2 separate regions of the Homo sapiens genome follow, and region 2 is linked to region 1. Evidence: chromatin contacts called from ENCODE Hi-C or POLR2A ChIA-PET data. All regions are on one chromosome and are shown on one strand. The core of a region is the stretch at or near the end of the contact, and the rest is flanking DNA. Distances in the headings are between cores, read along the strand shown.

Region 1 (4,215 bases), core at 130-2,629:
AACAAAGATCAATATACAGATAACAGAAGACCCTAAAAACTACTAAAGCCAGAAAATAGTAAAAACTGTAATTCAAGAAAATGTCTCTGATGGCTGGGCACAGTGGCTCATGCCTGTAATCCCAGCACTTTGGGAGGCGGAGGCGGGCAGATCACCTGAGGTCAGGAGTTCGAGACCAGCCTGACCAACATGGTGAAACCCTGTCTCTACTAAAAATACAAAATTAGCCAGGCGTGATGGTGCACACCTGTAATTCCCAGATACTTGGGAGGCTGAGGCAGGAGAATCACTTGAATCTGGGAGGCAGAGGTTGCAGCGAGCCAAGATCACACCATTGCACTCCAGCCTGGGCAACAAGAACAAAACTCCATCTCAAAAAAAAAAAGAAAAAAAAATGTCTCTGACATTTTCAGTTGTCAGTCTCTTGTTGTCAGTTGTTGTTTTTTAAATGTTCAATTAAAAAAATTGAAACTACTGACAGAGCACCATGCACACCTAGGAATAACAACCCAGAAAGCGAACATCAAAGGCAAACACTTTATGCCAGACAAAAATGGAGTGACATAAGCTATTCAAGGAAAGAAAATAAAAGCAAAGTGTTTTATATTCAGTAAAATCCATTTTAAACACATGGAAAGCATAGATAAACGGTTACCAAAAATGCAAGCAATTAGGGAACCCTGCTCCCATGAGCCCTTCCTAAAGAATCTACTACAGAACAAGCTTAAGACAACCAAAATGAATAGTTTACCAGTCTAAGAACTGAAGGCAAGCAATAATATGACTTATTGTTGATCAAGATTAAATGATAATGACAAGGGAGAGGATATAATATTTAATGACTAAATGCATGCAAAGTTAATAGTACAGTATTTTTAAAACTAGGGGATGGAAAGCATACACAAAATAATTGTTTTCAGTACCCACTTTGTTCACTGTGCTAATGTTATTTTGAGACAGCTATGTGTGTGAAATACAGAATAAAGTAAAATAATTAAGGGATATCCAATTCTATCCTCTGCTTCGTATCTTCGAATTTCATAATTCACAGTATAAAGATGCATATGAAAAAAACCTTATAATCCTGAGTTTGAATAGGAAATATCAATAAAAATTCATGAAATATTTTTATCTTTTAAAACAAACAATAAAAATATAAGTAGGTAGGTAGATGAATAAGATTCCACCACCAGTAAAAACAGAATACCTTATTTTCTACAGATAACTATATATAAATCCTGGAAAAAAAGGATTTAAAAAAGCCACTACCTGAACCAAAAGTAGGCAGAATCTAAGTACAAGACAACACTTAGAAGAAGGGAACAGAGGCTGGGTGCAGTGGCTCGCGCCTGTAATCCCAGCACTTTGGGAGGCCTAGACAGGCAGACTTCTTGAGGTCACAAGTTCAAAACCAGCCTGGCCAACATAGTGAAACCCCGTCTCTACTAAAAATACAAAAAACAGCCAGGCGTCATGGCGCATGCCTGTAATCCCAGCTACTAGAGAGTCTGAGGCAGGAGAAATGCTTGAATCTGGGAGACAGAGGTTAAAGTGAGCAGAGATCGCACCACTATATGCCAGCCTGGGCAACAGAGCAAGACTCCGTCTCAAAAAAAACAAACAAAAAAAAAAAACAGAAAAAAAAAGAAGAGGAGAAGAAGGGAATAGATCTGGGTAGGTTTCCTGTTTTTACAGCTTTTGCTGAGGGGAAGGTCCCGGAGATCAGAGCTGCACAAACAGCAGTTGAAACCCAGATCAAAATCTTTAGTCTTACTGGCTTGAAAAACAAGAGTTTCAAGCTTCCAAAGAGGCTGCAAAGTAAGGAGGGATACGCTGGAAAATAAAGATCCACAAAGGGAGAGTCCCAAATTCTGCATATTAACTCTGCCTACTTCTTTGGCTGGTCAGTGATCTATGCAAAAACGGAGCAGACGATAAGCAGCCTAGATAAGACTAAAACAACTAGCAGGGATGTCAGTGCTGCCCTCTGCAGGGAGACATAGCTTAAATTTCAGTCTAGCCAAGTTAACTGCCTCCTAAAACAAAGAAAAACAAACAAAAAACAGTCTCCAAAGTCACTGTAATGTGTCATTCACAGCGTGGAGGATACAATAAAAATTTGTAATCATATGAAGAAACAAGAAAAAGTGACCCATACTCAAGAGGAAAGACAATCAATAGATACTAATCATGAAGTAACACAGATTTGGAATCAGCAAATAAATAACATAAAGCAGCTAATATAAGTAGCTCAAACGACAAGATTGGAAATTTCAGCAGACAAATAAAAACCGTAAAAAGAGCTGAACGTAAATTCTACAACTGAAAATTTCACTCTCTAAAATAGAAAACTTACTGAATGGGCTTAACAGAAGAATGGAAAAAGAGTACTGAAGATAGGTCAAGAGAAATTACTCAAACTAAAGAACAGAGAAAAAAATATTGAAAAATAGTGTCTGTTGGACACCATGAAGCAGTCTAAGATACATGTAACTGGGGTCATAAAATGAGAAAAATATGCAGAAAAAAATATTTGAAAAAATGACAGCCAGAAAAATCCCAAAATTTGGCAAAGACATTAATTTACAGATTGAAGTTCACTCAATCTCCCAAGCAGGATAACTACAAAGAAAACCACACCTACGCACATCATAGTCAAACTGCTGAAAAACCAAAGATAAAGAAAACAATCTTGAAAGCAGCTGGAGAAAGTACACATGAGAACAAAAAAGGATAAAAGTAACAGTTGACTTGTCATCATAAATGCTGGAGGCCAACTTCACTCTGGAAATAGTGAGCTAGGAGAACTCTGTACTAAGATGCATAAGGCACAGCTGAGAAAACAGAGAAGGTTAAGTAGAAAGTCTACACTAAAGAGACCCTTAGGCCCTTTCTTGTTCTCAATTCTAAAAAGTTAGCAGCCAAGCTTTTACTCCACAGGTATGAGATGATAAAAATCTCTCTCTGGGAGATTCTATAAGTCCCTCAGAGAAATGACTTAACTAGATCATCCTACTGCAAAACCCATCCATGGCTGGGTATGGTGGCTCACACCTATAATCCCAGCACTTTGGGGGGCTGAAGTAGACGGATGGCTTGAGCCCAGGAGTTTGAGACCAGCCTGGGCAACATGGTGAAACCCTGTCCCTACAGAGGAAAAAAAAAATTAGCCAGATGTGGTAGCATGTACCAGCAGTCCCAGCTACTCAGGAGGCTAAGGTAGGAGGATCACTTGAGCCCAGGAGATAGAGGCTGCAGTGAGCTGTGACAGTGCCACTGCGCTCCACCCTGAGCGACTGAGACCCTGTATCAAAAACACCCCAAAAAACAAAACCCATCCATCAGTCAGTAAACCCTGCCCAGTTACACAGTTTCCAGTAAGTGTTTAAGTGCCTAATGCACAGATATGAACAAAGTCCAATATCACTCAAAAAATTCTTCCAGAACTGGAAAGCATGTTTCTGGATTGGAAAGACACATTTTTAAAAAATCAAGCACAATGGCTTAAAGAAAACCAAACCAAGATACATCAGAATAAATAATTTCAAATTCTAGAGACAAACACAAGCTCCTAAATAAAAGCTTCGAGGGAAGAACAAATAGAGTATTTACAAAGAATCAGGAATCAGAATGGCATTGGAGTGTGCAACAGTAACACTGGAAGCTAGAAGACAATGGAACAATGCCTTCAAAATTCTGAGAAAATGATTTCCAACCTAGAATTCTACCCGTCAGATACACTAAAAACAAAGTGGGAGGAGGAAAATATGCAAGGTCTCAAAAATTTCACTACCCATATATCTTTCCTCAAGAAGCAACCAGAGAATCTGCTCCACCAAAAACAAAGAAATAAAGCAAGAAAGAGAAGATATGGGATACATGAAATAGCTCAAACACAGGACAGACACAAAAGTCTCCCTGATCCTATGATGATCTTGGCTCACTGCAAACTCCACTTTCCGGGCTCAAGTGATTCTGCCTCAGCCTTCTGAGTAGCTGGGATTACAGACATGTGCCACCATGCCCGGCTACTTTTTGTATTTTTGGTAGAGACAAGGTTTCGCCATGTTGGCCAGGCTGATCTCGAACTCCTGGCCTCCCAAAGTGCTGGGATTACAGGAGTGAGACACCACATTTGGCCTGGCTTTGAAATTATGAACATGAATTGTGTGTCTTTTCCTTCTTGATTTGTAGGAATTCTTTCCATATTCAGGA
Region 2 (3,899 bases), core at 705-3,204, 220 kb after region 1:
ACTATATTTTTCCTTTTGTGATTGGCTTATTTCACTTGGCGTGATGTCCTCAAGGTTCATTCATATTGTAGCATGTGTCAGAATTTCCTTCCTCTTTAAGGCTGAATAATATTCCATTTTATGTATATATCACATTTTGCTTATACATTCATCTGTTGATGGACACTTGGTGCTATTCTTTGAATGTATTCCCCAAGCTCATGGGTTGGAAACTTAATTCCCAATTCAACAGTGTTGAGACCTTTAAGAGGTGAGTAGGTCATGAGGGCTCTCCCCTCATGAATGGATTAAAGCAGTTATCACACGAGTGGGCTCCTGATAAAAGGATTCATTTGACCTCCTTTTCTCCCTCTCATGCTCTCTTGCCATTCCACTTTCCACCATGGAATGGCACAGCAAGAAGGCTCTCACCAGACGTCAAGCATTTGCCAGTACCATGCCCTTGGACTTCCCAGTTTCCAGAACCATGAGCCAAATACATTTCTTTTCTTTATAAATTACCCAGTCTCAGGTATTCCGTTACAGCAACACAAAACGGACTAAGACACTTGGGTTACTTTCACCTTTTGGCTACTGTGAAAAATGCTACTATGAACATGCATGTACAAATATCTCCTCAGGTCCATGCTTTCAATTATTTTGGGTATATGCTAAGAATTGCTGAATCACATGATAATTCTATTTTTAATTTTTTGGGGGCCCACCATACTGTTTTCTATAGCTATTGCACCATTTTACATTCCCATCAACAGTGCACAAGAGTTCCAATTTCTCCATACCTTTGCCAACATTTATTATTTTCTGGGTTTTGGTAGTAGCCATCCTAATGGGTTTGAGGGGGTATCCCATTGTGGTTTTGATTTGCATTTCCCTAATGATTAATGACATTGAGCATTTTTTTATATGCTATTGCCATTTGTATAACATTTTCTGAGAAATGTCTATTCAAGTTCTTTGCCCATTTTAAAATTGAGGGTTTTATTGTTGAGTTGTGAGAGTATTTTTTGTTTTGTTTTGTTTTTTGTTTTGAGACATGATCTCACTCTGTCACCCTGGCTAGAGTGCAGTGGTGCGATCACAGCTCACTGCAGTATTGACCTCCAAGGCCCAAGCGATCCTCCCACACCAGCCTCCTAAGTAGCTGGGACTATAGATGCACACCGCCATGCTCAGCTAATTTTGTTCTTTTTTTTTTTTTTTTTTTTGTAGAGACAGGGGTCTCACTATGTTGCCCAAGCTGGTCTTGAACTCCTGGGCTCCAGCAACCCTCCCACCTCAGCTTCCCAAAGTGCTAGGATTACAGGCATGAGCCACCATGCCCGGTGTAAGAGTTCTTCATATATTCTGGATACTAAACCCTTATCAGATGTATGATTTGCAAACATTTTCTCCCATTGCGTGGGATGCCTTTTACTCTGTTGATGTGTCCTTTAATGCACAGAACTTTTTAATGTTGTTGTAGTCCAACTTTTCTTTTTCTTTTGTTGTCTGTACTTTCGTTGTCATATCCAAGAAATTATTGCCAAACCCAATGTCATGAAGTTTTTCTTCTGTTTTCTTCTAAGAGTTTTATAGTTTTAGGTTCTACATCTAGGTTTTCAATCCATTTTGATTTAATTTTTGTATCTGGCATAAATTTGGGGTCCAATTTCTCTTGCAAGTTGATATCCAGTTTTCCCAATGTTATCTGTTGAAAAAACTGTCCTTTCCCCATTGAATGGTTTTGGCACCCTTATGGAAAATCATTTGACCATATGTGCAGGTATTTATTTCTGGACTCCAAAAGGGCTATTTGTTGAGTTTATGTGAGGATCAGGTGATAACTGTGGTAAAGGTGAGTCAGATCAGGTTCTATGCTTGGATGACCGCTTTGAGTAAATGATGCATAGTGTGAGGCTTTATAGCCGTCTTTGGCCTATTTTGGAGAATCTTACAGATCTCCGGAAAGCAGCTCAGATCTTATCTTAATTGTGACCAGTTGGATGGACTGTGGTGATGCTTAGAGGTGCTGCTAGGTATTGTGAGTAGAAGTCCTACATGCTGTGGCAGGAGGCATTCTGCACAGAGTTATGGGCAGCATTGTTAAAAGCGACCTTGGATGCCAAAGGGTAGATGGTACAAAAGCTATACCTTAAGGACCCATTTCACATGCTTTGTTTGGCTTTTGCCGTATAGCACATGGCTAGATTTGTTCTCTGAGGTTCTTGAAAAGGGTCTAAAAAATGCGGATACCAATTGATATGCTGAGGTTGGCGAAACTATGGTGGCCAAATGGTGATGGTCTGTTGGAGCTAAAGATTTAAGTAGGAGATGCTTACCACATTTCAGACAAATGGGCATCTATCCTGAACTGCAGGAATCTAAAGAGCAGGGGTTCATTTCATCAGCCACCTGCATTTCAGTATTCTCAGTATGCATCACACTTTCTGGCACACAGTAGATGCTTAATAAGCATTTGATTATCTGAATTAAACATAAGCCAAAGAAACAGCAATGACTTTCTTAAATAAGAAAACTCAACTTTTCGGTTAGCAAGTTTCTTAAGGCTAATTTAATTATTTTTAAATAATTATTTAAAAATTATTTATTTTAATTTATTTAATATTTATTTAATATTTAATAATTTATTTATTTAAATAATTATTTAAAAATAATTTTATATTAAATATATTTATATTATATATAAATAATTAAATATTTAAATTATTTATCCTGTAATTATTTATCCTCCTCAAAAGAGACAAAGACTTGTTCACCATCCGTATTAGCCAAGGTTCTCTAGAGAGATAGAACCAATAGGGGAGAGAGAGACAGCGAGAAAGAGAACGAGAGAAAGATAAAGAGAAGAGAGGATTTATTAGGGGAACTGGCTCACAGAATTATGGAGGCTGAGAAGTCCCATGACAGGCCATCTGCAAACAGGAGACCAACGGAAGCCAGTGGCATGGCTCAGTCCAAGTACAAACACTTCGGCACCAGGGAAGCCAATAGTGTAACTCTCAGTCTGAAGGCCTAAAAACCAAAGCAGCTGCTGGTGCAAGTTCCAGAGTCCAAAGGCCAGATAACCTGGAGTCCAAAGGCAGGAGAAGAAGGGGGTGTCCCAGTTCCAGGAGAGAGAGAAAATTCACCTTCCCTCTACCTTATTCTATTCAGGTTGCCCACATTGAGGGCAGATCTTCCCCACTCAATTCACTGACTCACATACCAATCTCCAGAAATAATGCTTTACCAGCTATTCAGGTATCTCTTAATCCAGCCAAGTTGACACCTAAAGTTAACCATCAGGTCATCCTTTGAAAAAAAAAAAAAAAAAATATATATATATATATATATATATATATATTTTATAAATATATAATATACTATTATATATTATATATTAATAATGATATTAATTACCACTTATTAAGTGCCAGTTATCACCAGGCATCATACCTAGCATTTGATGTGCATTATATTTAGTCCTTGCAACAATCTGCAGGTAAGCATTATTTCCATTTGTAGTTCAGTGCATTGAAGCTTGGAGATTTCAAGTGTCTTGCTTAAGGTTACAAAACCAGCAATAGTGAAGTTAGGACTTATATCCAAAATGGGTCCCATGTTTTTGCTCTGAGAACCCTTTTTGCCAGTTTCTACCTGGGCACTGTCATTTTCATCTTCTAGTATGCATTTATTTTAGGGCAAACCCATTTCTTCCCTATAAACAAACCATTAACAATCTTTTCTCTATCTCTGGCCTTTTCCCAAGTTCTCCATGTTCCTTAAATTTGGCATCAGCCCAGCATTGACAATATCATTCGGTGTGACACACACATTCACACATGCGTGTATGCGTTGTAATGTCACCAAAAATGCAACCATCTCCCTTTCCATGTTAAGTCCGCATAGAAACTATTTTG

Evidence for each region. Hi-C counts contacts between places; a loop is a spot of excess contacts on that map. ChIA-PET counts read pairs that join two places held with the same protein, here RNA polymerase II (POLR2A). Pooled maps may share reads with other maps.
Region 2: a loop to region 1 is called in a pooled map, with 1.8 times the contacts of the local background. The contact joins two enhancer-like sites. A Hi-C loop is called at or near these places in 1 of 168 maps with a recorded cell type or tissue (GM12878), 4 of 37 single-sample maps with no recorded cell type and 11 of 50 pooled maps. POLR2A ChIA-PET finds 5 or more read pairs at or near these places in 4 of 52 experiments (OCI-LY7, Panc1, activated CD4-positive, alpha-beta T cell and 1 more).

What each region holds. Positions count from the first base shown.
Region 1 is chr2:171,085,017-171,089,231 of GRCh38, forward strand. All of the region lies in intron 2 of TLK1 (tousled like kinase 1), which reads right to left. Among named protein-coding and RNA genes, the nearest start is that of TLK1, 74 kb to the right of the region's middle. Within about 2 kb of position 1,380, at least 5 of the 41 ENCODE cell types and tissues checked have a DNase peak (open chromatin) inside an H3K27ac peak, as active enhancers do; they include GM12878, where a contact is called at or near this core.
Region 2 is chr2:171,305,862-171,309,760 of GRCh38, forward strand. No RefSeq gene overlaps it. Among named protein-coding and RNA genes, the nearest start is that of METTL8, 130 kb to the right of the region's middle. Within about 2 kb of position 1,955, at least 2 of the 41 ENCODE cell types and tissues checked have a DNase peak (open chromatin) inside an H3K27ac peak, as active enhancers do; they include GM12878, where a contact is called at or near this core.